3 separate regions of the Mus musculus genome follow, and regions 1 and 3 are each linked to region 2. Evidence: chromatin loops called from intact Hi-C (ENCODE). Cell type or tissue: left cerebral cortex. All regions are shown on one strand.

Region 1 (8,000 bases), 230 kb after region 2:
ACTAAAGTAATTCTACCTGTGGCTAATCAACAAGTATTTGCTGAGCATGAGTGCCCAAGGGCACACATGTTTCATGGGCCTCCTTAGGATTCTGCAGCTTAAATAGTTTTATGAACCACAAAACCACAAAAACAAAACAAAACAAAAAAAAAAAAATCCTGAGTTAACCACTGCACAGACACACAACTGTGGTGTCACCCTCTTACCAACTACAAAGCGAACAATCAGTTATATAAAAATTAGAAGGAAATTGTAACAAACAAGCAATAAAGTGGGTTTGTAATATGAAGCCAAACAGGCAAAAATGTACGTCCCTGAGCTACAAAAAGGGCATGCACAACCACACGCAACTCCTAAAGATATGACGGGTGTGAACTGCCTCCCTTCTGAGCAGACACAATTTGACTGGCACCTAGAGTCTGCATTAGCTTAGCAGAAAAGAAATATGTTCCTAATCACACGTGGTGTGGTTTTGGTTCCCCACTAACTCAGTCACACATCAGCAGCTAGCTTTGCCTGGGGAGCTGGTTGGGACCATCACATCCAAAGGAGGAGAAACGGCTCTGGAAGCCGGGGAGAGGAAGTGACGTCCAGTGAAACGGAAGATCAGGACAGACATCCTGCTTCAAAAAATACCTCGAAAGTTTAGAAAGACGAAGAGAAACAAGAGACAAAAATTAAAAAGACACACATCCTCCATCAACAGAGGAAGCAAGCTTGGGGCGTAAACAACCTGCTCAGCCTCTTTGATGTGTATGCTTTATTATATGTAATACACTATAATAGTATAGTTAATATAATGTAGTATATGAACACATGTATGTTCAGGTGTGATTATGAACAATAAGCGGCAGATAACACTTAATTAAGTCCAACCGTCAGCACTTGCTCAGAGCACCGTTTGCCCACATTTCTGCCTTTCTTTACAACTGAGAATGACCACGGAGAGGCCGCATGGGGTGCTCTGCCTATCAGACCATGTGCTTAGAGGCTGAGGAAAGGGGTCATTCCGTGAACAGGGAAGAGAGGGGAGGTGACGAAGATGGCCAGAGACAGAACAAGACACACAAACCACCCTCCAACCTTGGCAAGTCTGCCTGGTCTAACGGAAACAAAGATCAGAGCCACAGAAGTGTTCGGTCCATTAAGCACTGGGTTTCCCTTGCCTGGAACAGTTAAAGTGCACACATAAATCACTTAAAGAAGTAGCCAGGGGAGATGGCAGTGCAGAGGCTCAGGGTGCAGAAGATCAGAACCTCTGACTCTGATTATTTAACCACGTTAAGTGTAATTCCTCCACTTAACAGAGGGTACAGTTTGATGAATGCTATCTCTCGCCTTGCTTAATTCTCAGTTAACTCCACATGTGGGGTGCTGTCCCCCACAGCCTGATGAGCTGTGGGGAGCCTTCTGTTTTACACACCACATGGTCGTGGTTTATTTTGAAGGGGAAGAGGGCCTCACAGAAACAAGGGGAGTTCATCTAAGCTTTCTGACGGACGGCATAGGAGCTATGACTTCAGAGATGAAAGTGGTAACATAAAGAGAAGAAGGAACATAGAGGTGAGGAGAAAGGATACTGAAAATAAAAATTATGAAAAAAAATCAAACAAAAGACAGTTCAGACTGAATAGAAAATCAAAATTCTGTCAACAGTTAATTAATCACACCAGGACAAGTCTGTCCTACTGGACTGAGTAACAGAGAAAGCGAAAGTGGTCACAAGAATTTTATTACTTAAAAATTAATATATATGTATATATGTATAGGCACATTCCACTCAAGACTAGGGGTGGGCTCTAAGATTACAAATGCAATCTTATTTTTAAATGTAAATTCAAGCTAATAAATCAGGTGGCGCCTACTGGCACTTTTTATACCTGCTTCTCATTCATTTAGAAAATCATCTTTTGAACGCTCTGGAAAACTTTCTTCAAGAACCAGCGTCAAGTCTATCTGCTCTGCAAATACACCACTGCTGCCTTCACTCAGTCCCGCGGTTTCCAAACCTGAGATGTGCGGGCTTAAAGAACTGATGTACGGGCAGAGCAGGACCCAAAGCCAGTGACATCACAGGAGAGCAGGACCCAAAGCCAGTGACATCACGGGCACCATGTGTGCTTCTGAAGCGACTATGCTCAGTTTTGCTTTAATTCTTAAAACAACGACAAAGCTCAATAATTTAAGAATAATTAAAATACATACACCTGTATATTGCACATCCTAGACTATGTACACACACTTCCTTTGTTCTTTCTGTCTCTCTCTGTCTCTCTGTCTCTGTCTGTCTGTCTGTCTGTCTCTCTCTCTCTCTCTCTCTCTCTCTCTCTCTCTCTCTCTCTCGTGTGTGTGTGTGTGTGTGTGTGTGTTTTCTGTTGTGCTCAATTTAACCTTGGCTGGCTCGTTATGGTGCTACATCATCAGAGAACACTGTATGCATGCATCATCAGAGAACACTGTATGCATGTTCTATTTTGCTATTAAGTCACTTCTGTTTGACAGGCGTTGACCTCTTCAAGATCAGCCCCTAGGATGGAAACAGGACAGTAATTTGGAAGGTAGCAGGCTTATCTACCCCACATGACTGTCCTCACAGCCTGTCATATCACTCAAGCCGTGGTGATTGATGCCCTCCCATTTAAAACTATATCATGGAGGATTAACATGTTGCATTTCAGAGAGCTTCCTCCTTAGCATAGAACAGGTCCCAAGAAAAAGGATACTAAAGTAGGCACATTTTAGGTGGTGGAACTGGCAACCAAGGGACCAAAAGAAACATGGGCTTTCAGGTGAGGGTGAGATGTCACGAGAGCCAGCAGCAAGCAGACAGCAAAGACCATGGTCTGTCAGCTGAGGGTGAGGTCCGTGGGAGCCAATCTCCTTTGACTGTACCCAGGCCTGTGGACCAGCCTGGGCCTGGATCACTCTCACATGTGATGACCTCACATGCCTGCTTATTAAAGCCAAAAATAACAGCACGCAGCCAACTGCAGGCAATTTTTCAAGGTAACCTGACGACAGGGACCAACAGGGAGATATTGTTTAATTAATAGCTGTCAGGCTCAAAAATACTGTGTGCATACTTTTTCAACTCCAATCTCTCAAACGATGGCACAGTAACAAGCTGATAAATGTGCACTAATTAAAAAAATAAGCTATTGATCAAAGCTTCTGTGTTATAAATACATTTGTGCTCTGTTAAGATGCAAACAGCAAGTTGTTTTGATACTGTCACGAGACAGATTCATGGCACAGGAGATTTATTTTGCATATCCCCCCTCCTCTTTAACTTCACCCAGGCCCAGGAGCAGGAGTCTTTTGCATGCAGGATGACAGATAAGATATGAAAGGGGGGAGGACAGCAGACCCAGGAGCAGCAAGGTCTTGGGAGAACGCTGAAGGTCACTTTTATAAATTGAGACGGTTAATATTTCTCACTCATCCCAACAATCTACTATGGCTATGAGAAAGGTTTTCAATTTATCTCATTTGCAAAGCCGGCTCCATTCTCTGCTTTACAGCTGGACCTGGACATTTCAAGTTGCTGTATTTTTTTTCTTTCTAATCTTTAGTCTGCCCAGTTCACTTACAATGAGACTCCTGGTACATATCCTCTTCATCTACATAAAATTTACGAGCATTGTCTTAACTTTCTATGTCCTCAGAATACCACCCTTGGCTAAAAACAAACAAACAAACAAGAGTTGAAATTGCTAAAGAAAATACCCCAACATTTTCTTGTTCACTAATTTCCTATCTAAGCTATCACTAATGTGAAATCGCTTTTTTGAAACTCAGATTCGGCTCATAGTTCTTGGGTTTACTGCCTAACCATTTCCAATATATTAAATGACAAGATAAAGCCCACAGCTAAGACCCAAAACTACAGCTATAGGTGGCAATATCTCAGGAAAAGCCCACATGACAGTTAAAAGTTCAAAGTACCCAATCAGGTGATTTCACATTTAGTGCCACACACTTAGGGAACACTGAGACAGAGGGTTGCCCAGTGACTGCGAAGACAAGAGATGCAATCTGTGTTTACTGCTCAAACTGATGGGAGCTCCATGCTTGGCCTGCAGAGGCCACACATGAGAGATGCTGTTGGTTTATTTAAGCTGTCTGCAGTGTTCTCCGATGGATGTTTATACAGAAGCACTTTCCAAAATTAAGGATTTCCGTGTTGAAAGGAATGCCTAGAGACGTTTCTTTTCTCATGTTGGAGGTGACCCATCTCATAGCACGCAGCATTCTTCCTTACACAATGCCACGTATTAGTACAAACGTCAGTCTGAATGTGAACAAATGAATATTTCCCAATTCTAATGGCTATTTGTAAATTAACACCTCATCACAGACGTGTGTGTTGAACGTCCTGCTATGGAAAATTTTCAAAAACACCCAATACAGAACAGTGCTGAAAGCAATACATTTCCTTCTGTTTAGACATACTGGGGAAAGAAGAATTGTTCCTAACTCAAGAAAGCATTTTTCAAGGGGGGGAAATGGTGTGTGGCACTGAATATATATTTCAGTTTTAACAACCACACAAAAAAACAAACACCTCTTTTGATAAAGATCTATTGTAAATGTGACAAAACCTCACTATGTAAATGGCACCAGCAACATGCCCTGTGGTACAAAGCCAAGCCAGAGAGCTGCCAGAAACATTTCTTCTGACAAAACAAACTTGTATTTCAATCTTAGGTACCAGACCTGGGGGGGGTACCCAAATCTAATGTGTGTCTCAACAGTGACCTCTAGTGGCCAAGCCCTAAAATGACTGTCTCCCAAGGAAATAAGGCTAAAGTTTCTGAAAACTTGGGACCAAATTAAAGAGCCAGCTTAGGACTCAGAGCTAGCCCTCACAAAGAATGGCGTTTTGAAGGTCATGGCAAAGTCACTCAGGGACTGTGGTAAACACTTGTCTCTCTTCTTACTGCATCTGTCCCAGCAGGTAGGTTCTTTGCTAGGCCTCCCAAACTGCGGGGGACTTCACCACCTGACTGATGCTCTTCTCCACTGGTATTACTTCATTAGTGCCTATTTCATATGCAACAGGCTTTGAGTACTTCTGTGGGATACAAAAGGAGAAGATGGTATTTCCAACCTCAATGAGTAATTTGGGGACACATACATACGGGGGTGGGGGTGGGGGTTGAGAGAATGCTAATCTGACTTAAAAAAAGAACAGCCCAAGCCCCAGCCCCATGTCCATCACACGCAGGAAGCTAAAATGGAGCTCAAGCAGGCAGGAGCCCAGGAAGCGGCTGAGGAACAAGGGTCCCTGGAGTGGTTTCCAGCCAGCTTCCCCTAGTTACAAGTACTGCAGAGCATCATAGCACCACTACCACACAGCACCCCTCAACCACAGAGCAAACCCACGACTGCACAGATGAAGCAGATGTCAGGCTCCGGGACACAATGCACTGTTTCTCTGGGGCACTAAGATCTAGTGTGCTGGGAATAAGGACATGGTGAGAAAGGCAGAAGACGGTGGCAGATTCTACACCAGCTAATCCCCGAGAGGCCTACTGATCCAAGGGTCCCCCTCTCAGCCCTAGCCCGCCGTTTCCTCTCAGGCTTCCCTTATCCAGTGTCTGCTTCCTTTGAGCAATCTTGAGTTTACCCAGGTAAACTAGACACAGAAATGATTCTTGTTAAGAAAAAAGAAGAAAGGAAAAAAAAAAAAAAGGTTAACATTCAGTTGGAGCAGCCCAGTGCTATCCTAGCAAGCACGAAGACCTGGCTTACCCCCAGAACTATAGAAATAAATAAATGAGTACACAGAAGAAACAGAGCACGTTGTTCCTCCTCGCCACCTCCTTAAACACACCACAGGCTGGAGCATGGCTGAGAAAGTTACTGCCGGCATTACGACTTTACCAGACTCCATCAACATTTCATTTAAATGCTTTACATGTGATGAAAACGAATCACCAACAATTATATCTGGGACCTTAGGTTTTTAATTTCCGTCGTTTCATAGTTACAGAAGACCTGACGAATCTCTGCATACAGACCAAGGCATGCAGCTCATGGTGGCAAAATGCTTGCCCCATATGCACAAAGCTCTGGGTTCCAGCCCCAGCATTGCAAATAAATAAATAAATAAATAAATAAATCTTTAGAAGGATGTCAAAATCAGATCTACATAAAGCAAGAATGGCCTAAGGTAAAATAAAACATTAGAAATAAAATTCTAGAGATGAGGAGAAGGATTAGTGGGTAAAGCGCTGGCTGCAGAAGCTGAAGACCTGAGTCCAGATCCCGGCATCCACATGAAGACAGGATGGACGGAGGCTTATGCATCTGTAATCCCAGCCTGAGCGAGAGGTAGAGACACGCGGATCCCAACCAGCCAGGCTAGGCAAATACGCGGGCTCCAGGTTCAGTGAGGAACCCTGGTGCACAAAGAAAACCAGAGAACATGTGAGGAACACCTGGCTTGGACCTCTGGTGTCTAAGCATTCATGTATTCACACACATGAACACAGAAACACAGTGCATGAACATACAATACACATACATTCTGCACACAAAGATACTGGACCTTGGGATGATGAAGATACCTTAGAGCATTCATAACTACATTTGTATTCTATTACCCCACGTGGATCTTTAGAGGTCAAAACCTCTAATAGAAAAAGGACTGTTAACCCAGTGCCCCAGTGAGCAGATGTTAACTCAGAAGCAAACGGTGTGGCCCCAAACAAGGTCCCAGACTGAGTAAGCTAGTCGTTCCTTCCATCATCAGGCGAGCGGAAATGTCAGAGTGGTGTCATTGGCACTGTGCTGGAAAAACACAAATACTTTAGCAAGAGAAAAGTAAGCAGTGCTGAGGGGTTTATCTTTTGAGCCTTTTGAGCGGTTTTAATGTAGCCTTGTCAGCCAGTCCCTATTAAACAACAGAAAGTGAAAGACACTCATTAGAATAAAAAGTGACAGGGGGTGGGCTCAGCCATGAACACATAATGCATATTTATACCGCTGTCAAATGGACATATTTACTATAAACACTTGAAAAACCGCAGCTAAGTCATCGTTTAAATGGCAGAAAAATAGTAAAAGATGCTAATTTGACCTTAGTGGAACAGATCGAGTGTCAACGGCACTACAGGATGGCTTGAAATAGAACCCACCAAGACAATTAATTAACGTTTCCTGGATTAGGTCAAGAGTATCTCAAACGCGAGGAGACGGAGCAAACAGGGAGAGAAGACAAAGGTTGGGTCCCTTCACAATCAATCTGTTTAACAGGAAGCACAGTTTACCACATTTACCCCTCTCTTATGTATCTCAGATCTTATAGCTTGGAGATTCCTAAGGCTTCGGTCTGTGCAGATACGGTAAAGGACTCAAACAACAGCTACTGGGATGCTTTTGAGAAGACTAGATCAAGGGATGGTCTATAAAAATGCACCACAGCCGACAGTCTTGCATAAGCAATAGTGAACACAGAAGACCCGCCAATCAGCTAATGTTTTCATAAGCTGCTAACGTGGAGTGTCGGGAATTCCTGCTCAAAGCCCTAAAGAATTCTGAGATCACGTGGTGGTGCACCTTTCAAAACAAATTGCCAAGCTCCTCTGACCTGGAATTGTGGCTACCAAGGGCAGTAAGAACAAGTGCTATAACAACGAGACATGTGCATTACACAAAGTGTACGTGTGACACAGAGGTCTCATTTTCAGCCTCTGTGGTCACCGCCACTTAAACATGACAATGATGGTACTTGGCCTGTCCTCACCAATGTGCACTTTGCCTAAAAATGACTTCATCAGCCTTTTTGCAGCACACGAGGGGCCCTCCTTCACTGCCATTCTTAATTCTCAGTAATCAACAGCTCGGTGACATAGCCTCCAGCTCTGTCTAACGCACACGCACACATAAATCCACAACACAAATCCCTCACCGTGACATTCCGCTCAACTTCACTAGACTCGGAAAGCCCCCTAACAAATGCTTGCCACATGATTAGGAAATCACTCAAGTCTACA
Region 2 (8,000 bases):
TTGCAGCCATAGCATACAATGTAGCACACTGATGTTGCTGTTGGTCCCATAGGTTTAGAAGGAATTTCCATAACAACTTCAACTATGTTACTGGAAAGAGAAAAGAGAAAAAAAATGTTGCTTTAATAAGGGACATTGCTGCCATCCTTTCTATCCTTGTAAATAAAGCATGCCAATCTAATTTTCTCTTCAATTGCTGCTTTTTCTGATTCCTCGAATCTCCACATCCAGTCACATTTTGAAATGGAAATAGCAGTATTGTTTTGCATTTTAATTTAAATCAAATAACAGCATCCCGACTAACTGTGTACTTCAATGGGTCATCCTAATTATTAGAAATCTCATATCTCGAGTGGTAAAAGACCTAGAGAAAATAAAGAAAGAAAGCTTTCGGTTTGGAAAGCTTTGGAAATCTGACACATGCAAAGCCCCTTTTATCCAGGCTACTTCAGACACAGCGTGACTCACTTAAGCATATTTGTTTGCATCTCCCATATTTTCAAACTTCTTTTTACTTCTTTTGTGTCTTTTTATCATATAATTATATAATGCCTTTAAATCAACGATTTAAGTTCACCAAATCCAAAAAGTTATAGAAGGGATTAAATGTGTGACCTAAGATTGCACAGTTTTCTAGGATTGCTGGAGGTTATTGTTGAATTGCTCTTCCTTTTTATGAGATTGTCAATGTATCTGGCTTTGAGGATGGGAGCAAACTATAATCTGCTTATGTTCTGCCTTTGTTTCATTAGAGGGTTGATCAACATTTGCAAACAGTCAAATTGCATATCATATCATATCATATCATATCATATCATATCATATGGACATTCTGCCACCACCCCTCCTCAAGCTATGCCTCAGCCTCATTTAGACATATTTTGATTCTGCCATGGGAAAATGTTTCAAAAGGCAGGCTTGTGTGTGGTTTATTTCAGTAACATGTCTTCTACTCTGTGGCTTATTTCAGTTCTACTGTAATGATATTTCCCTGAATAGCATAGCAAATGATTTAGTGGCTTTTGTAAACCTGCATGATGTAATAATATATGGCTTGGGGTATAATATGCTAGCTTTTATCACTTGGCAGAAAGAAAGAAATCGGACATAAGTCAAGAATTTCCATATATGTCTTTCAGAATGTAAATGGTGGGTTTTCAAATTAAATTTTCATGGGAAGATATGTTCTCACATTAATGCTGAAATGCCACAAAAGGAGAAGGCTCTTTGACACCCTATGCTTGGAATGTAATTTGAGTAGTATTTTAACATTTTTTTTTCCTTTCTGGGTATCATATAGCAAAAAAACGAGAAGGGCTTAAAGGATTTGGAATTGCTCATCACTATGCTAGCATTAATATAATGAAACCAATATGCTGCGTGATTACACTCAAAGCTTTGATTCAAATGTGTTTGCCACTGGTGAGGTGATCCATTTTAACCAATATGTAACAATGTCCTTGGACTTCATAATATGTTTTTAGGAATTAATCTTTAGTTTGTAGAAGCTGAAGGTTTTCATTTACTCATTTCATCTAGTTACTAATTCTTCGTGAAGGAAATCTACACAATGAGAATATCATCATTCTGGCTTGACTATTAGAACATGTGGATTTTTAAATGGATGTGAAAAAATTAAAATGCAAACTAGCAACTATCTATATTAACAATATTTGCTTTATTATCAAACTAATGTACTTCCCAGCTATTATTATTAATACGAATAGCGTTTATACAGCATTTTTATTATATGCTTTCTGAGTGTTGTCCATCTTCATTGTTTTCTACACGCAAACTTTAGGACCCAGGACTCATTGATTTAGAGATTGGAACCTTTTGAAAATATACAATGTAGGTCTTTGTTCTTTAGACTAAATGAAGTAAGTGTTGCCATTTTGAGTCCAGAAAGCACAACCAGAGAAACCTGCTAATGCATTGGTGTGAATCCACACACTAGAAGGTTATCCTTTGCACTTCTTATTTCCTTTGTTGAATAAAACCAGTGTGGTAGCTTTATCATAGAAAGCAATTTCCTAACATTCGAACCTATGTGACAGTCGAGGACCTTCCCAGTTAAATACCCACCATCTGCCAGTGGCCGTGATGTCAGTAGCCTGTCCACCCATCACACTCTAAGAGTATAATGGGACGTGGAATTTCAAGCTCTGATATCTATCCCACTGACTTCAGCAATTCTTCCTCGAAGCCATCAAACTATTGAGGAAGGTAATGTGTTCGCCTTGAAGGCTATTTTCAGATTCCTAAATGTGCACCGATTTCCACATTTTGTCGGGGGAGTATAATGCATCCTTTTCTGGCCCAATATACCTACTTCTTCCTAAATTCACTTTAGTATCTTTTTTAGAATGTTAACTATATAGTTTCTTGGCTTTATCTTCAGTATGCATTTCTCTGCTTTTAAAGAGAATACTAATTTGATATAGCACATCATCACTCTTTCTGAAAAATAAATATAAAATCCCACAGTATTACTCTTTCCAGTGTTGTTCACATCCATTGTTACCATAACTAATAAATTCTAAGTGAAAGGCTTATCACTAATTATTGTATATGACTCATTTTCTGGCAATTTAGTTTTTATTATGGTGGTTTACTGTAATGACATTATCGTAACTGTGCTCAGAAACTATTCCTTCAGGTTTTTAACTACAAGTATCCAAGCATTAGAAATTTTTCCTGTATTTATGTAAAGTTATTTGAGCTCCATTTTTACCTTTCATATGCACTGTGATGGGCTTTCAACAAATGATATGATGAAGTGTAGCTAATGGTTGCATGGGGGTTATGTACTGCTTTATAGTGAGTGATATGTTTGTAAGAATATTGTAAGCTGTATAGTTTTAGCATTGTCTTATTACTGAGGGATTATCATTGTACAAAATATTTATGGCAACATTTACTAATTGAATTAATCGTTGCTGATGTTCTGGAAATTTGATTTTCATTGTACTCCAGTGGAACCATAAACAAAAGGTTAAGTGGTACATCAGGTTAATTTATTGCCCTTTGATGTTTCCATCTGTGACCCTCCATTCAACACAAAGCATAAATAAAATGGCACTCATATGGTTGTGGTCCAGAGACATTGCTCCCTCCGAGATTGAAACACTGCATTCCTCCCTCATTGTTAATATCTGTGCTTCTCAAAATTCACCTAATCCACAGAACATCACTCTGGCACGGATCTCTGAGTTGATGTTTTATAAAAACAAATTAAGTTATCTCAGAGGGGGAAACTGTGACTAATAAACAAGCATACAGACTATGACTGAAAATCAAGAATAAAGTATTTATTTTAAAATTAATTAAAAAGATTTTTTTTTACACAAGATTTTCCACTTGGCACTGGCTGCAGCCAGACTTTACAAAAGTGTTTTATTCTAAAGACAAAACTCCTTAGCTGTAATATCACAATAACCACTTTCTAAGATGATCCACACTGAACTCGGATGCATGCTGCTGTTTACCACTCTTCATATATTTTTCTGAATTACCTATTACCCACTTTTTTTTTTGAGACAAGCAGCCAATGACGAGCATCAGAGGGGTTTTACCCAGGTGCTTTCCTGATTCCCATAGACCTGAATGTTCAAGTGTTACAGGAAGCAGCTTATGCCCTAATGAAATGGCTTAAAAAGAAAACACATGTACCTTTTAATTTTAGAACTCATATTCTGAGGACTTCTACTCGCTGCTACATGCATAGACTTTACAATCTAACTACCAATGTCTGACTCTGTTGCGCTTCTTCCTAAGGCTTCTTACATTTGCAATCTCCAGCTCTTTTTTAAATTACCATTTCTATATTGTTGACAAAATGAGACCATTTGTACATTTTAATGAGTGACTCTAAAAACATATTTTTAGTATAGTAGTGTTTTACAGACCTAACTTTTGAGTCTGAGAGCTACCTGCTGGGGGCCACTTCATAAGTTATTTGGTCAGCCAGACACAGCACATCTATTTTCGTATAGTGAGTCATGTCCTTTGTAGCCACATTCCTGCAACTACCTAGCCCATTGTCCAGGGAACAATTTTTATTTCTCTTAATACTGCTTTCATGCATAATAACTGTAATGAACAACCCTGCCAGTGCCTCCTGGTGGCCATGTTTTCTTTTTATTTTTTTTTCATTTTTAATTTTTTTTTAAATTTTGTATTATTCCTAGTGTCCTGGGTGTTCTTTGAAGGGATTTGCAGAAAAGAAGATACCTTTTAAAAGTGTATCATAATTAGGACATTCATCTTTTACCTTTGGAAAAAATCTGACACTAAAATGAGTCTTGAGTAAAAGGAAGGAAGGAAGGAAGGAAGGAAGGAAGGAAGGAAGGAAGGAAGGAAAAGAAAGAAAGAAAGAAAGAAAGAAAGAAAGAAAGAAAGAAAGAAAGAAAGAAAGAAAGAAAGAAAGAAAGAAAGAAAGCCCTAAAGGTGCTCAGTAGAAAATTGCGTCTAGATAATATCTGAATTTTCAGGGGACCAAAGACCTAGAGCACGCCGGCCCTTGATAAGTCAAAATTACTGCGTGAAACGAGGTATCTTGAAGGTGATGACAGGGACGCGGGATCTTTCTTCTTGTTGGTCAGTAAGCAAAGTGTAGGGCTCAGGAACTCAGCTAGCACAGTTGGCTACCAGTACGAAGGCCTCACCACCGGGTGCCTGCTACTTGGACTGTGCAGAAGGTCTGATTACACTTTTAGGTAGTTAGAAGTGTATTTTCTCCCTGCGGCTACAAGAACAAAGATGCTTCGGTTTTGCACTGACTTGACTCTAACAAAGGCAAAGTAGTCCTGGCCCGCACTGCAAGCCAGTGTTCCTTGTGGCACCACCTACCAGCTCTGAAGAGCAGGTCCTGATTCAGGCTCATATGAGGCTATTTTGCAGCCAATGCAAAGCCAGGCAAGGCAGCTGTGATCAAGTAGGCTAGGATTAGGAAGGGCCTCTGCCGCGCTGCCCTGGAGATAGTGGGTGGTGAAAGGGCTGAGCTCTGACCCGGCAACTTCCCGGACCACTTTCTTGTTCCTTTTCCTACTCCAAGAGTGGGGGTTCCTGTGTTTGCATGCCAGCTGCTATACTGTTACAGTGTAAATGCAACTTTTTCTGTTCCCAGCAGTTCTTCCTTTGGAAACTAACTGGAGTGTAAAGTGACTATTGAGTTTCACCGCCCAAAGCCTCTCAAAGGCCATGCCATTACATGCGCGCGGCAGAGTGCTGTCTGAGCCCTGGGCAGCCTTGTCTGAGACTCGCTCTTGGGGTCCTTCCATCCTCCCCGGAATGCTGGTCTATCTCCTCTGAATCTGGAGCCCTGACACGCCCATTTCGGGCTTCTGAAACCTTCTACATTCTCAGAAAAAGGCTGGAAGCGACTCTAAACTGCAGATAATGCCACAGACCAGGGATTCCCGGCCTGCTGTAAGACAGTTGCTGCAAGTTCACGAGTTGGCCCCGGGGCCAAGATCCCAGTTTCTCGCCCCTCGAGGGTTATGCTCTCAATTGCACGCGCCGAGCACGGTTCTGGCACCCTAAAACTACCTTGTCTGGGCTGCAAGGCGCTCTCCTCTGCGTATGACCCCCGCCTTTCCAGCATGTCACAGAGTCCCCCTCGCTTTAGCCCGGGGAGCCGGGTTGCCGCACCCTTCCTCCGCGGGCTCCCACCCCCATTTCCGGGGTCTCCTCCCTCTTGTCAGCACCTTCTCCGCCCTCCCCACTGCCTGCCCGCGCTCACCTGGTTGTTTTTGCAGAGATCAGCCCACATGCTGGTGCCGTCCCCTCCGCGCATCAGGACGTGGTAGGTGAAGAAGTAGATACCCGGTATGGAGCAGGTGAACTTGCCCGTGGTGGGATCATAGTGGTTTCCGAGATTGGTTACCACGTCGTCGAACTTGAGCACCTCGTAGCCTTCGTGCTGCCGTTTGAGGCCAGCGTAAAAGGCGATCTTGGGCACCGTGCTATAGGTGGCTGCACTGATAGCCCCGGCCGCGTTCAGGCCGGGCGCCCCAGGCGGGCCGGGCAAGCCTTGGCGACCCGGCTCTCCCTTCTCGCCCGGGGGCCCCACGGGGCCCGGCGGTCCGGGCTCTCCCGGGGGCCCACGCGGGCCTGCCTTCCCCGGCCTACCGGCCTCGCCTTTGGGACCCTGGATGAAAGTGGGCAGGGACTGCATAAGGCCCCGGTCCGGAGTGGCGGCGGTGCTGGGAGCCTTGGTGCCCCCATAGGGGTCGCAGACCATGCGGCAGGTGCCCAGCATCTCGTAGTGAGCCGACGTGCCGGCCGAGCTCACCAGCACCGGGATGAGGATGACCAGCAGAAGCACCATCACCACCCCCAGCGCCCCGGCGGCGATCAGGCGCCTCCTGCTGCCCACGAGCCGGCTCAGCGCGGGCCGATCCTCTTGTCTGCTTTTGGACAAAATTTTGAAGGTTGGGCGGGGACCTCTTCAGAGCCGAAAACAATCCCCCTTCGAACCCCAACTCCCCTGGGCGGGCGCGCGCCGGTCGCTCTTGACCGGCTCCTGCTCCCCCCCGCTGAGGCTGCGGCTAGGGAGGGAGCTGGGGCGCCAAGTGACTTGAACTGAAGTCCCGAGCTGGGGGTGGGGGTTGGGGGGAGGGGTGCTCAGGGCGCCCTCTCGCCTCCTGCCAGCCCCTTCGCACCTGTGGCTGCGGCGGGTGCCGGAGCGGCCACCCGGAGGGCAAAGCCAGCTGCCGCCTGCTGCGCTCGTCCGGAGCAGCTCACACTTTTATGCCGCTGCTGCCCGTGATCGACTTTTCCTTTTTTGCAGACTGCGCCAGTTCTCACCAACTTTCTGTCTGAAGTTGCCCTTTTTTTTTTTTCTGCTTCTTGCTTTTCTTTTGTTGGCTTGGTTCGTCTGTCCTTGTCTCTTTTTTTTTTCTTTCTTTCTTTCTTTCTTTTTCTCCTGCAACTCCAACAGAAACGCACCCCCCAACCCTAGAGGGCTGCGGTTGCTTGGGGTCGGGAGGCCCCTGAGATGCGCGGAGCAATGGCAATTCGCAGGATCCGCGGCTCAGAGAAGCTCAGGGACAGAGGAGATAGGAGCTAGCCAGCAGCATCGAGAGCCTCGCCGCCGAAAAGCTGAACGAGAGAGCTGAACGCAGAATTCTGCCTGGGTACCACCTGCCAGGAGAAGAGGAGGCTGACAAACGCGCGCCGGAGCAATTTATAGGAACCCAAGGCACAGAGGAAGGGGAGCCGCTTTGGCATCTCTCTGCAGCATCTGCTCTGCTCATCCCACTCACACAGAGTTTGGCATTACTCTGACAATGTGGGATTTTTTTTTTTCGGCCTCTCCCCCCTCTCAGCAAGGGATGAACAGTGAAACCCTGAATACTTCCTTGTCTAGCCCAGACGATGGCAGCGCCCTAGCTGGTCATACTAGGGGGAGGGAGACAGCTGCGCAACTGCTCTCAGGACTCAAGGGTCACACCTAAATCTATTTCCCCAGTGCCAACAGCTCTTGTTGGAGGTGGAAGTGAAGGTTGAAAGGAGGGAGGTTTGATGACAACATTTCTCCTCTGGCTCATCCACAATCAGTGCTTCAGGTGTTTTTCAAAATGCCACTTTTAACATAAGGAGGGCTCTCTCCAATTTTCCAGACAGTAGATGTGCGTGCTTTTTTTTTTAACCTTAGCATTTGCTTCCATAGCCTTCTAGATGAAATAAGATGAGAACAGTGACGTGTACTTAAAAACCAAAGGACATTTCTTGATTTAAATGAACTTGCCCACCGCCCAAAAGGAGGAGGGCTGGTTCTTTTCACAAGTGCCAAGGGCTTGAGCATGCATGTGCATTTGACTCAGAGGCTTCCAGTTGCAGAGCCCTTCAGGAGACACCATCATTGGACTTGAAGTTGCATTTGCTTAAAAATGCAGCGTGCAGGAGAAGTCATCCCTTGTCCAAAGGCCTTTGAAGGTCTTACAATAAAGCAAGTGGTATTTGCGAAAGTGCTGGTTTTCATGAGACAGAGTTCT
Region 3 (8,000 bases), 130 kb before region 2:
TATTTCAACTTATTCTTTTCATAGTACTTTTTATTTTACGTACAATGTTTAAACCCATTGAAACCTAATATGGTCTTGACATTAATATACTTTTTAAAAAGAAAATTAGATATGTTTCAATGTTATAACATTTAAGCACATTTCATTAGAAGTTACTAAGGAGTTTAAACAGATAGAAATGTATTTCTTCACAGAGAACTATAATATTAGTTCATATCTCCTATGAAGATCAAGGGATGACTTGGAAGATTAATGGGATTAACTTTAAAAAGTGATGAAATTTTCATAAGGTAGAAACTCATAAGATGTAAAACAGACTTAAATGCACTTTAATGAAAATTCCAGTGTCATTTGAAACCACATTGCAGAATTCTTTGGGAAGGAAATAGGAAAAAAGCTATACAAAAAGAACAAAATCTGACCAAATAATACTGAGGCCTAGAACCACCATAAACTATTTTTTACAAGATTGATTAACCATTTGATCTGTGAAGTTACTCTGTGGACTTTGACTGAACAGTGGTTTAACATAAACCCAGTGGTTAACCTTTATTTGAAAAGTAAATAATGATCCACAGAAGTTCCTCATTTAGAGATGAGTCATTGGTGACCACTGTCCACATCATTGCCCTGGACAAATGGATATCTGTCTCATGATTACTTGCTTCAGGTCCAATCGATGTACATATCAAGCAAAAGATTAATGAGTCAAGAATTTCTGTCCTTGGTTACTTCGTTTCTGCACCAAAAGAGGATGTCATGGCAACCAGGATGTAGAGAAGTGATTGAGGGATGCTGCTGAATTTTGGGATGGGGAAAACTCTTTTCAGGAAGTACTGAAGCTAAGGAGAAAAAAACATGAAACAGAAATTCTGTCTAGAAAAGGAAAAGGGGGGGGGGACTGAAGAAAGTTTGACCTTTAAGAAGAATAAGACCTTATGTGTCACGCACTCTGGTCGAGTCAGCTTGACAAGCCGAGAGGCTTGGAAGCTACTCACTGAGGCAAAAGAGTTTCACAGAAACTCGCTCCTGGAGTCTGGCATTCTCTCTAACCCATACATTAATTTTCCATTCCCGCGTTAGTCTAGTGTATGGATCCACGTGCTCTCTTCCAGTATTATCCTATTATAAGTGCCTTTTAAGAATGAATTCTGACATAGCCAAAGCCTTCCGCCAGTGTTCCAACAGTCCTAGAACGTCCTTGAGCAAGACCATGGGCTTAAAATTCAGTAAGAATGTTGCTAATCAGAATAGCCTCTGGTACTACACTATCACTCTGAATAAAAGCTAAGTCACTCCCTTACACAGGAATTTACCATCACTAAGGAAGAAAGAAGTTTCAGACCGAAGGAGAAACCAGAATAGATACTTAGAACTATAGTGGAGTTACACCCATACACACATATTTACAATGGCCTAAGGGGAAGGTGGACTATACAATAGACTAAAATAAGAACTATGGCAAGGGCGCGAAGCCCTTGACCCTGGCTTCTAAGATTAAGTGAATCTTAAGTGGAGCCCTTGATGATCCCAGTTGTTAACAATGAATTCTATCCCAGGTGGTTCCCGTTAGACCTTTTGTGTTTGCATTCCTCTGTTTTATGTAAGATTCCAGTTACCTCATTTGTACCTTGCAAATATGTCACCCAACTTCCTTATTGTCTTCTGCATAAAAATTCTGATGCTCGATTTGACAAATACATTCAGATCCAACACAACCTCTCCTGTGTGCATCTATCTGTCAATTCATCCGACGCTTTGTCCACCCGCGACTAGAGACGCGTTCCACACAGACAAAAGGGCCCAGAAGGTCTGCGGCACTTATGGATATAATATAAAATACAAAGTTCCTATATGATGTGGAAGTAACAGTAATCCAATGGTTCAAAGGATTTTGAAGACATCAAAGTAGGTAGTTTCTCAAGCACATTTCAGGCAGGTGTGATGTGTTAACCAGTTGTCAGAAACCATCACCTTCCAGAAGCATTCAGGAAATTCTGAACTCACAGAAATGTCATTTTCTGCCTGTTTGCCTTCCAGAAGCACCCAGGAAGTGTTAAGCTCACATTTCTGGTATGTTCTGCCTGTTTCTGTCATTACGGATTTTGCATTGTGCAATAATTTCATACTTCTGCTTTCTCCCTACCACATCATTCCCTTACAGACAGGGTGTACAAGTTTTGTTAGGAAGACAAAGAGCATCAAGTATAGGAATATGAATGGGGACAATAATCAGAAATGGCCTTTAGTGTATCATTTAGTAGCTATCCAAAGAGTACTTTTGGGCAAATAAACTGAGATGTTTATATTCAAAGTAGCATAAAGGAAAGTAGCTACAGAGTTTAACTGAATTATGATAAGGAAAACTTCGCTCTCATCTCCAGAAAGGCACATAAGGAGCAAGAGAAGATATTAGTATACTGCTAGAGGTGGGTAGGAAATAGGCAAAGATAGAGGGATCTGAGCTGGACAGCCACTAGCTCCATAACATTCTTGGTATATACTGGAGATAAGTGGAATCATGGAAGAGCTTATGGGAAGATGTTGACCAATAAAAAAGAGTCCTAAATATTTCCAGAGAAAGAAAATTGAGTTGACTCTGAAAAACCTGCATTCGAAAGAGATCAAAGAAGGGTTTGTAGCTTTTAGATTGGAATATTCCAGAATGTGATGGAGTTCCCATTCTCTAGGCATAGAAATCATGGAAATTTAGATAGCATTTGAATGTAGGAGTTAGCATAGATGATCTGTGGAAGATTATCTCAGTGTACACTGAAGTCAGTATCCAAACAGAAAGAAACAGCAGGTGAAAGAAATCCAAGAAGCCTGTACCCATAATATGTGTTTGATCTAAAAAAGGATTATAACATTAGTCTTAGCCCCTCTTCTAATGACCTCAGGGTTAGATACCTTAACCACTTTTGTTTCGAGGTTTATAAATACAGCATAGCATTGCCCAAGCTTCAAGAAAAATTAACCAACTGGACAAACCTATAGAATCACATACATTTCCATTAATGGTTTGAGTATTCAACCACAGCCAGCATTAACAACCAAAAGAGGGGCCTACAAAGCTTGAACCCAACAAAGACGTCCTGGTTCCAAACAGTGCTGATTAGAAAATGCCAGCACAAATGGATGGACCTGGAGGGTATCATCCTGAGTGAGGTAACCCAATCTCAAAAGAACTCACACGCTATGTACTCACTGATAAGTGGATAGTAGCCCAGAAACTTAGAATACCCAAGGTACAAGATACAATTTGCAAAACACATGAAACTCAAGAAGAACAAAGACCTAAGTGTGGAATTAGAATTTAGAATTGGGAACAAAACACCCATGGAAGGAGTTACTGAGACAAAGTTTGGAGCTGAGACGAAAGGATGGACCATCTAGAGACTGCCATACCCGGGGATCCATCCCATAATCAGCCTCCAAACGCTGACACCATTGCATACACAAGCAAGATTTTGCTGAAAGGACCCTGATATAGCTATCCCTTGTGAGACTAGGCCGGGGCCTAGCAAACACAGAAGTGGATGCTCACAGTCAGCTATTGGATGGATCACAGGGCCCCCAATGGAGGAGCTAGAGAAAGTACCCAAGGAGCTAAAGGGATCTGCAACCCTATAGGTGGAACAACAATATGAACTAACCAGTACCCCGCCCCCCCCCCCCCCAGAGCTCGTGTCTCTAGCTGCATATGTATCAGAAGATGGCCTAGTCAGCCATCATTAGAAAGAGAGGCCCATTGGTCTTGCAAACTTTATATGCCTCAGTACAGGGGAACGACAGGGCCAAGAAGTGGGAGGGGGAAGGGGAGTGGGGGTGTTGGGGGACTTTTGGGATAGCATTGGAAATGTAAATGAAGAAAATACCTAATAATAAAAAAAGAAAATGCCAGCAAACATAAGACTGGGGCTCCTAAGGTTCACAAAGGATCCCAAGAATGGTTAGTTTGCCTATGCCAAAATCTCAGCCAAAACTGGGAAAGGAGAAAGCGTGGATGTGTTCTCCACCTGGGCAGATGCCTAGTAATTGGTCTCTAAGAAGCAGCAGTTACGTTTCAGGTATCTGGCAATAAAGACCTAAATGCATCCTGCACTGTAAATCTTTCCCAACTATTTGTTATGTGCAAACTCATTACTTAAAAGCAGCCTATAGTTTCTGGCCCCAAAATACAGAGATTCATCTCCTTCCTGCTAAATACCTAAAAAGGGAAGAAAGGAGCAATGGAAGAAATATACCTAACCCATCACTCAGTTCACTTGGGTGACTATTTCCCTAGGCCCGTTGTTGCCTCTCCATCAAGAATTAACTACACAGGCCAATTAAGCCCAGCTCTGGTCATCCATGGGGATTCTTTTCATACAAAAATGCAGTCCTTTCCAGGAGTCTCAGTATCACCTAATGGCCTGCATAGAATCAGTGTGATGGTCTCTGGCTACTTCCCAGGAGACAAATTGATCACCATGGTAATGATCAGAGGCTCTGGTTCTATAGAGGGACACGTAAAATCCACAGAATCTTGCAAGAAGCATATCTGATTATCTCAAGAGCTGCCTCCTCGGCGTAGGCTGCTGCCGCCGATTAGGCGGTTCCCACACACACTGTAGGGTCCGTGCCAAAATGTGGAGAGAGACATATGGTTGGAAACTGAGCGGGGAAAACATGCCAACTTCTGAGGCTGCCCAGCTGCCTCTGCTGCAGTGGTCTGGGTCAGCACTGAGTAGGATGCACGCTGCCCCAGGAAAGGCTCCTGATGAATATTACCAGAAATACAACTGGATAGCAACCAGTCAGCAACTCCACTGACAATATAGTAGGAGGAAAATCCAGGCAAGCTGATCCTACAACATCAACAACAAAAATTTTTTTAAAGTCAACAAGACTCCAAATCTTAACCTCTCGTTATGATGTTACATTTTAAGATATTTTTGTGGACCTCTTAACTACTAAAGAGCAAACTATATTAATTTAAATATTTTTCTGCTATACTGACCCCCAAATAGATTGTTGACTTTTATTTGAAGCATCCCTTTGCAAGAAGAAAGAAAAAAGAAAAATCACTAACTAAAAAATATATACAAATAGAATAAATGTATAAGAAAACATGTTTCTGGTTTTTAATCACTATAATAAAACCTACATTTGTGCCACATAGGACAAAGCATCCTTTTTACTACTGTGCTGTGAGGTCAGACTCAATGAACAGCACTGGACCAGACACTGTGAATGTGTGCATCCTCATTATTATCACAGGAGGTGAAATAATACACTTCCTTGAATGACTTTATGAGTACAAAGGCCTTTGGGACAAACTCACGGATTTCCTTTCCTTTGTCACTGAAAATAATCTAGGAATACTTTTCTAAAGATCATCCAGGGAGCGAAATACTTTCTAATTCCTCAATTGAAACTTCTTATTCTTGTAGGGTCAGAGGTTGACATGCAGTGCCATAAGGCAGGAAAGATGTGGGCTAACAGTCAAACTACTTCTCAGGGGGGCACATGCAATCAGCTCTGGGTAGAAGGATGATCCCTTGCAGGACTTTAATGAGCTTGCTAGAAACTGCTGCACTGAACCTAAACACAAAACGACTCCACAATTAGGAGCTGCAATTGTCTGTTCTCCTAATGTTCTGTCACATTTTTTTTTTTTTTTTTGTATTGGATGATAACAGGTCCTTCCAACTCCTAACTAACACCTTAAATAGACGGCAATTAAATAATTCCGTGATGCTGTGTAGGATAGATCATACTTTATATTTTCAAAACTAAACCCCACCCATCTTCCTTTGTGTTATGTTGGGTTAACTTGTACTCAGTTAGGGTAGAATTGGCAGGATGTTTTACATAGTTGTGATTTGCTTAAAACTGACTCTATCTAAAATGCATAGCTTCTTTATCAGGAGAGTTGAATGAACCTAATCTACACACTTGATCTGTGAACCTCGGCTTCCTCGATGCTCAAAGAATTTGAGATGTGTGTGTGTCTATTTCAAAGGTTTCCGATAGGAATTACATGTTTGCGACATAATACTCTCTCAAAACAAAATCAATGGCATTTTCCCCTTCCTTTCCATTCACTAAAAATCTTACTCTCAAATCTTTGTGTTAAATATGCTGAAATCACAGAGTTCTATTTGCTAGGTTATTTTTAAAGTGTAGAAGAAGTAGTTTGTAGACCTTTGGGCTTGTGTTTTACTGAGTCCTGGAGAAATTGAGGAAGAATGAAACTGCGTACATATCTCCACACAGATCTGCATGTCTTTACATCAACCAAAAGCATCTTGTAGCCAAACTCAGACTTGTGGCTTTTGAAGGAACTCCTTACAGGTGTTGTGGTCCCAGATCTAGCATACTCATCGTGTGGTCTCTACAAAGTGTTGAAACTTATGGGAGTCTATCCCTTTTCAACATGTCACAGATTAAATCACAGTTGTCTTGTAAAAATTTCAAAGAGCGGCCTTGCCAAGATAAGGAAGCTCAATCCCTTGGATGGCTCAATTTCGTGAATCTCTTCCAAGGCCCTGTATCTAATACCTCTTTGTACTTTTTATTAAACTAATCTCAATTTTGTATACAAAATTTAGTTTGCAGTTAAATACTGCATATGCCCTTGTTTGGTGATTAAAAAGAAGGGTAATTCTTCCATAAATAGTATTATTGCCAGGAAACTAAGCTAATAGGTTACATGTTTGAATCTGCACATTAACTACAGAAAAGGTTACCACATAATATTGCTTACAGTTTGTTTAATGTTTAAACTATCCTAAAACATGCCATACATCCAGGCAGAAACACAGGTATCAATCTCGGGAAATGTGTGCATTTAAATTTTAGACTTAAATCTAGGACCACATTTAGGCATGTTGCAAGTTAGAATTAGGTGAGTTAGGTCATAGGATGAATTAAAAAGGGTTCTCAAAGGAAAGAGGAAATCTCAAGACAGCGGGAGAAACATTCACCAACACGGATTTTACTTCAATAAACAATGAGACACCATGAATTTCATACTCTTTTTTTCTTACCTGAACATTTTTCCCTTAGTTTTTCAAAGGAAAGAATCCTACAATATTCTTTTTTTATGTTTTTTTTTAAACAGATTCATTTCTGAGCATAACAATTTAGGAAGCCATATCCTCAAATTACCAGTGATACAAAATCGATTTATAAGGAAGATATCTTGAAACCACCTCACTTAGTTTGGAGGGGGAAAAAATGTCTTTCTTCCATAATGGATCGTTTGGAGACTTGCTCTGGGTGGCTTGGTAAGACTATTGGCCTAAAAAGGTTCTAATGAGTATTAAGTTAAATATAAGGATAGATGGTTGAAAGAACACTTAAGTCACTCCAGAAATACAACTGAGAATCCTGGATGTAAACAAGTTCCTGTGGGAGGGAGAGCTGGGAAAGGGTTATCAAGCAGGAATTAAATAGAGATGCAGCCAATCCTTCTACTAGATGAAATCTTTCTTCTGAGAGTATAGGATAGATAGATCCAAGATGCTTTCAGCGCCATAGAAGCTCCTGCACCTTTTTAAATCCAGCCAGCTCAGGATTCAGGCAATAAGTTAAAGCAAGAGAATAAGCAGAAAGCAACTAGGAGCGGGAAGAAAACTGAAGAGGGTCGTGTAGACACTCCACAGATACGTGTAAGAGCAAACAGGCAGATTCTACTGTTGCCATTGGAGGTACAGGGCCTGAGGTACTCCACCCAAATCGTCATCTTCAAAATGTATGTCCTAGAAGAGAGCCATTATGAGATGTCATAATATCTTGCGGCATGAACAGAGCATAAAGGGGAAAAGTGGACAGTAAAAAGAAAGCATAATTTTGTCAGGAAGAACTTTGTAGAATGAATGTAACTCAGCCTAAATATATCCCAAGACTGCTTATCAGTGAAATTTATTCCACATTAAGATTTCGCTGGCTTTCTCTGAAGCTCTGCAGTCTATTCATTCAGAGGGCAGCACCTTTCTGCCCCATCCCCCTCT

The links. Hi-C counts contacts between places; a loop is a spot of excess contacts. Peaks named below come from ENCODE experiments on the same cell type or tissue, not always from the same donor. Only the 100,000 strongest peaks of a DNase experiment are listed, where the experiment ranks them.
Region 1: it touches region 2 in a loop (4-fold over the local background); 8 of 42 quality-filtered maps call a loop at or near these places.
Region 3: it touches region 2 in a loop (10-fold over the local background); 3 of 42 quality-filtered maps call a loop at or near these places.

Annotation. Positions count from the first base shown.
Region 1 is chr2:13,232,985-13,240,984 of GRCm38, forward strand. All of the region lies in intron 3 of Rsu1 (Ras suppressor protein 1), which reads right to left. Among named protein-coding and RNA genes, the nearest start is that of Rsu1, 34 kb to the right of the region's middle. In left cerebral cortex, a CTCF peak has its summit at 4,763 (motif pointing left); a DNase peak (open chromatin) is centred at 4,740.
Region 2 is chr2:13,004,517-13,012,516 of GRCm38, forward strand. It overlaps C1ql3 (C1q-like 3), which reads right to left and starts at 6,348. Exons shown (of 2, transcript NM_153155.2): 1 at 5,744-6,348. The coding sequence starts at 6,331. In left cerebral cortex, CTCF peaks have their summits at 4,128 (motif pointing left), 6,374 (motif pointing left) and 7,374 (motif pointing right); DNase peaks (open chromatin) are centred at 3,977, 4,772, 5,364, 5,741 and 3 more places; H3K4me3 peaks cover 5,199 bases; H3K27ac peaks cover 2,620 bases.
Region 3 is chr2:12,879,098-12,887,097 of GRCm38, forward strand. No RefSeq gene overlaps it. Among named protein-coding and RNA genes, the nearest start is that of Pter, 41 kb to the right of the region's middle. In left cerebral cortex, no CTCF peak of the experiment used is centred here; a DNase peak (open chromatin) is centred at 4,622.